2 separate regions of the Homo sapiens genome follow, and region 1 is linked to region 2. A link is a contact called in ENCODE Hi-C or POLR2A ChIA-PET data. All regions are on one chromosome and are shown on one strand. The core of a region is the stretch at or near the end of the contact, and the rest is flanking DNA. Distances in the headings are between cores, read along the strand shown. Region 1 holds the start of BCAR3 (BCAR3 adaptor protein, NSP family member). Region 2 has its middle 41 kb from the start of BCAR3.

Evidence for each region. Hi-C counts contacts between places; a loop is a spot of excess contacts on that map. ChIA-PET counts read pairs that join two places held with the same protein, here RNA polymerase II (POLR2A). Pooled maps may share reads with other maps.
Region 1: a loop to region 2 is called in a map of heart left ventricle, with 6 times the contacts of the local background. The contact joins the promoter of BCAR3 here to the enhancer-like site in region 2. A Hi-C loop is called at or near these places in 23 of 168 maps with a recorded cell type or tissue (B cell, CD14-positive monocyte, HCT116 and 14 more), 30 of 37 single-sample maps with no recorded cell type and 26 of 50 pooled maps. POLR2A ChIA-PET finds 5 or more read pairs at or near these places in 17 of 52 experiments (AG04449, AG04450, B cell and 13 more).

What each region holds. Positions count from the first base shown.
Region 1 is chr1:93,680,435-93,683,435 of GRCh38, forward strand. BCAR3 (BCAR3 adaptor protein, NSP family member) reads right to left here and starts at 1,403. Exons shown (of 12, transcript NM_003567.4): 1 at 1,164-1,403. RefSeq lists a silencer at 1,146-1,425.
Region 2 is chr1:93,720,959-93,723,945 of GRCh38, forward strand. It overlaps a transcript of BCAR3 not described here. Among named protein-coding and RNA genes, the nearest start is that of BCAR3, 41 kb to the left of the region's middle. Within about 2 kb of position 1,298, at least 8 of the 41 ENCODE cell types and tissues checked have a DNase peak (open chromatin) inside an H3K27ac peak, as active enhancers do; they include PC-3, PC-9, ascending aorta and 3 more, where a contact is called at or near this core.

The sequences.
Region 1 (3,001 bases), core at 153-2,652, 40 kb before region 2:
TTACCCGGGTAGCCCCTTCCCACTTGGACCTGTGTTGAGCTGGGCCCCACCCCCAGCACTGAGGCCTCTCCCAGCCTCCAGGATCTCAACTCAGTCCCAGGCAACACAAGGGAGGCTATCAGCTCCCAAAATGACCTTCCCTCGGCCAGCGTACTTTCCTTGGGGAGGTCTGTGTAGCCTTGGGAGATAAAGTCAAGGTTTAAAACAATCTGAATGCACGGCTCTACTTTCCATCTCAGCTAACAGCTTTAAGCGAAAACAGATATGAGGTTAGGAAAATGGTTTTTCTCCTTTGCACCTTGCTTCAAGCGAGTTAACCCCAACCATGACCCGACCCGCCGCCCCACGGAACACGCCGCCTTGCCAGATGCTTCGGAGTCCGCTCAACCTCCTCCTCGACGAGTGTCTACACCTGATTACACCGTTTTAAAGCGGCGGCGCCCTCAGCGGCCTAAGTGGGTAAGGACAGTTGGGCTGTACGATCTATCGGAACCTCCTTCCCACCGTCCCTCCCTTCCTTTGCCTTCCCTCGCCTCTCCCCACCGCGACGCAGAGGGAGCAACACAACCAACTATTCATTCTTTCTCAACAAAGGGAGAGAGGGAGGGAGATGTTGTCAACAGTTACAGGGCAGGCTCCTTCGCTTTCTTTGCAAACTTCCCAAGAGATTACCGGAGAAACTCGCCTCCTCGGAGCCTTGGGCTTCCACCAGAGCGCTCTGGGCCCTCGCATCTGCCCGACCCCGGCCGGCTTCTGCGAAGAGGGGACGGGCGGGACAGGGCGGGGTGGCCGGCAGAGCAGCTCCGACGGGCAGGGGGTCGGGCGAGGCCAGCGCCCGGGAAGATGCCGCTCGAGTGCCACCGAGCAAGATGCCTGGCCGCCAATCGCTGAGCGCTCCCCGCCGTGGGCCACGTCTCGGGGAGTCCCAGCGCGCTCGGAGGGCCTGGAGAGCGCAAGCCCCAGCCCCACTTCAGTCACCCCCGCCCCCAACGCCAAATCCGCTGGCGGGGGTGGGTAGGGACCAACAAACGCCGGCTCTACTTTCCCCAGAGCCTAACTTTGTCCAACAAACTTCCTAGCGTGTCCTCACCGGGGTGGGGGAGGCCCAGGCGCCCCGGGAGGAACAGCACCCCGAGGACGCTGGGCGCGCGGCGGAGACTCACCTCCCGGCGCGGCGCTGGGCGCTCGGGCTCTCAGGATCTCTGGACCTCCGGCTGGGGCTCAAAGGCGCCGCGCGGCCGGCCTCGCACCGCCCGCGCCGCGGCTGCTCCCGGAGCTGGGGACGCTCATGGTCCGCGGGGCGTGCCCGCCGAGAATCCCGCGCGCGTCTAGCCGGTGCGCCCCGCAGCTCCGGCTCCGGTCCCGGCCCCGTCCCCCGCCCGGCCAGCAGCAGGCGCAGCTCTGAGCCGGCGGCGCGCACTCCGGCCCTCAACTGGTGATTTGCGGCTCCGCGGCCCCACCCCGGCGAGCCGATTCGCGCTGCCTTGCGGAACCCCCCGAGACATTTACATTCGGTGACCTAGCCAGGCCCTCCTCTGCCCGGATTTTAGAGTTTGGCTCTCTTCGTATCTCCCCAAGGAGCCAGTCCTCAAGTATAGCTCGATCACTTCCTTTCTGAAGCTCTCTCCAGAGACAGCCTCGTCGAATCCACTCCTTCCCCTTCCCCGCGTTATTTAATTACCCAACAGATCTGCTTTGCTCGTCTGCAGACACCTGGCTGGCTTTCAATGTGAAGGGCTTTGATGAGACAAAGCCCCAGGTAACCACAAATGAACCATCCACGGGAACAGGCAAATCAATTGCACTCGTATGGACGTATTGAAAGCAAAGTGCGAGTTGGCGGTGGCACTTCAGCACTAGATGATTTGGTGGGGTGAAAAATTGGAGCCCACTGGAAAAGACTTAACACTATCTTATATCAAGATCCATTATAAAGTCATAGAAATAGTAGAAGGATAGACAAACTGACCAATGGAATAAAGTCCAAAAACAGATTTACAATATGTGGTCACTTGATTTATGTCAGGTGCTGCTGTGCTGTATTGGGGGTCAGATTAGCTCTCTCTTTCCAGTAAATGATGCTGGATCAACTGAATCCCCCCATCCCCAGTCAATTCCAGATGGAATTTTTCTTTTCGAGACAGAGTTTCGGTCTTGTTGCCCAAGCTGTTGTGCAACGGCATGATCTTGGCTCACTGCAACCTCCGCCTCCCGGGTTCAAGCAATTATCTTGCCTCAGCTTCCCAAGTAGCTGGGATTACAGGCGCACGCCACTATGCCCGGCTAATTTTTGTATTTTTAGTAGAGACGGGTTCACCATTTTGGTCAGGCTGGTCTCGAACTCCTGACCTCAGGTGATCCACCCACCTCGGCCTCCCAAAGTGCTGGGATTACAGGTGTGAGCCACCGCGCCCGGCCTCCAGATGGATTTTAAAGGTAAAAAGTAAACCAATAACACGATCCAAAGAAAATGTCCAAAAAAATCTTCATTACCTTGGGGTAGACAAAGACGATGTCTTAAACACATGTAGTACTAATATAAAGAAAAAAAACTCATCATTGGACAAGATTAAAATTAAGAGCTTCTGTTCATGAAAAGACACCACGAGTGAAAAGGCAAACCGCAGAGTGAGAAAACATAATTGCAACACATACATCCAAAAAAGGTTTGTTTACAGATATATAAAGAACACCTACGGATCAGCCAGAATAAGGCAGAAAATCCAATTAAAAACAGGCAGAATATTTCAACTGTCCTCAAGAGAGGACAAACAGGCATTTCTCAAAAAAGCCAATAAACATATGGAAAATATCTCAATTTATTAACCATCCCAAAAATGCAAATTGATATTTCAATGTGATCTAACTTCATACCACCCAGAATGACTAAAATTAAAGGGCCTGACCATACTGCTCGTCAAAATGAACTTTTTACAACCACTTTAAAAACCTGCTTGGCATTATCTAGAAAAGCTAAATTAACATGTATCCTATGACCCAG
Region 2 (2,987 bases), core at 48-2,547:
GCATCAGGGTGTCGGGCAGCAGGGCTAGCCTGAGCCAGCTCCGCAGGTGCTTCTGGCTGAGGCGAGGCTGACCCTGGGAGCACCGCTGGAATAGTGGCCACTGGTAGCGGCTAGATTGGCAGCTCTGGGCACTTTAGAAGTTCAGGGATGCCTCAGACTGGAAGGGTGGCATCTAGGTGGGGCAGGAAGGAAGGGTAGGAAAGGTTCCTCTGAAGTCAGCATGGCAGGGATTAGTAGTAGCTGGGAGGGGACAGTTACTCAGTTCCTGCCATGCCCTGCAGACTGGAGCCCAGGGCCCAGTGGCTCAGAATCCTTGGGAACAGAATCCTCAAGAACAACATCTTGAGCCTGGAGGAATACAGCAGTGGTTTGCCCAGGTTGTCCCCTCTGCCCAGAGAGTTCACCTCTACTTTGTCAACCCAGAAGAATCCTGGCATCCCTTAGGATCTAACTCAAATGTCCCCTCCCCTGGGAAGCCCTCCCTGACTGCATGCAGGAAGCATTCCTCTCTAAGCACACATGACTTTGTATTGTTATTCTCCTGGGAATGCGACGGAACTTTTCCTAGAGATACAGGCCCCAGTGGCCAGGAGACCTCTAGAACAGACTGGAACCCTTGGTAAATGTTTGCTGACCTAAGTATGGTGGAGAATGCTTGAGGCACATCTTCTATCTGTGCTCCAAGAAGGAGAACGACCCCTCACCAAGCCCATTCTCGTGGCCTCCACTTAGGAACTGATGCCTCTCACCGATTCCAATGGGAGCTGTTCTTTCTGAGCCTTTAAGTTCTGCCACTGCTCACCTCCTGAGAGGCCATGTGACAAAGTAGGGGAGGTGGCCTCTGGAGCAAGGGTTCCTCAGGTCCGAATTCTGTTTCCACCACCTACTAGCCATATGGCTCTGGCCAGGTTAGGAGATTGCCAGAGTGCCTACTGGCTATGAGGACTAAAGGAGTTACCATATGCAGGAGCACTTAGATCAGTGGCTGGTGCATCACAAGTGCTCAGTAATGACAACTATTATTATTATTATTGTCTCCCCAAATCACAGAAGCAGACCTCCACACTGTCTCAGGGACTGTCCTGAGTGCATAGGGAGACAATGGGTGTGTGGGGACTGGCCATCCTGCAGCTCTCCACAGTCTCGGCCAGGTCCCATGGGGGAGGGGCGGCCATGGCCGGTGGCTAAGGACAGGCCTATGGAAGGGAGGGCCTGGGGGTGACCTGGCTCCCGGTACCGGATCCCATGCACTCATAAGCCTCTCCAGAACTCCCGAGTGAGGGCCTCCTAGAGCTCAGGCCTGCCTTTCTGTTTTTGGCTTCTTGGCCTTTACTGCGTCCTTGGGGACAGGCTACTATTTTAGGTAGCAGTCAAAATAAAACTGAGATTAACCCAGAATTCTTGGCAGTCAAACAATACCATAATTATGTGCTTTTTAACTTCAGAAATCAGATAGCCACAGCTGACCCGCCACGGTCCATGGGGTGCCCTGGGGATACTAAGGCCTCCATCCTGCGCTGGGTCACCTCTGCACACTCTAAGCCGCAGGCAGCCACTAGAGGACTGTGGGGCTCTGAGGGACGCTATTTCTCCTCCTGGGAGCCATTGTCTGAACAACAATACAACTTGCTTTCACACGAGACGTTGCCAGGTTGGAAGGGTGACTTATTACTTTCTATATCATAAATCCTCTTGCCTAAGTCCCAGTCCCAGGGACTGGTGGGCTGTGAGGGAACAGAGGAGGCTTGTGTTCCGGGCTGGGCTCTCAGGGCAGGAAATCACCCGGAGGAATATGTTTGTGCTTTGATTGCTGACAAGGGCCGCAGACCCTCTAGTCAGGCGAACAGGCCCCTTCCTCTTTGCAGGAGCCAAGGGGGAGGGGAGGGAATTAGTCACACACAAGAGCGACAGGATTAGGCCCCTGAGAGTAAAATCCTTCACTCTAACCCAGAAAGAGGAAAAAAGAATGGGAGATTCAAATAGATGGGGGTTGAGATGATGTCAGTAAAGGTCACCGCCTGAAGAACAAAGAAGCAGCCGTGATTAGAGGCTTGGGCAGACCTCTAAGCTCTCAGGCAAGACCTCAAAATGCCTGGAAGAAAGAAAGGAACCAATAGACCCCAGCTCCAGAGGCAGTCCCAGAGGTGTAGCTGGAAAAAAACAATTTTCCCTGAAACACTGACTTGGCCCCAGGAATAAGGTCCTTCTGGAAACCTGATGCTCCTAGCAGGGGTACACATCTTAGCAAGGAAAGTGGTTTGCAGGGAGATTTGAAATAGAAACACACACTCCAGTGTCCTCTGGCCGAGCTGCCCTGTTGGCATGGAGGCAAACAGATACCCTGCATGGTGACAGGCTTGCATTCCTTTAGGGAAAGGCCATCTGGGCGTGGACACCCAGCATTCAAAGGAGCGATGTGCTGGAATGGTCTGGCTGCTCCCTCCACACCACGATGGAAGCTGCTTTTGCTGATGACTGTAGCTGCGCACTGTGCCCCTCTCAACCTTCAGCATCCTCCATTGACTCCTCGCTCCAGGGTCCTCAGGCCCAGTCTTTTCCACCAGCTCCCTGGGAGAGTCTCCTGGGAAGAGCACATTTCTTTAAGGATGGATTCTGACTTTCCACTTGGTTTTAGTTTGTTTGATTTCCACCCCCTCAATGCCTTTATTAAATGTCTTTCTCTGCCACAGGAGCCTCAGGAACAACAAGACTTGGGAGGTTGTTCTTGAGGACTGAATGATCCTGAGACATGAACCTTGTCTCAGAGACAGGACCTTGAATTTGATCTAGGAGGCAGGCAAAGGAAAAAGAGGCTGTGATAACCACTGAAGGAGGCCAGGAGTTTTATACAGCTGGGACTGGAATGCAGGGCCTCTCGGCAGTTCTCTTGGTAAAGGCGGATGGGTTTTCATGCTAGAAGGGCTACCCTGCTCTTATTTTCCCATCCTGTGTGGTCTCTAATTACAAGGAGATGTCGAATTCCATTA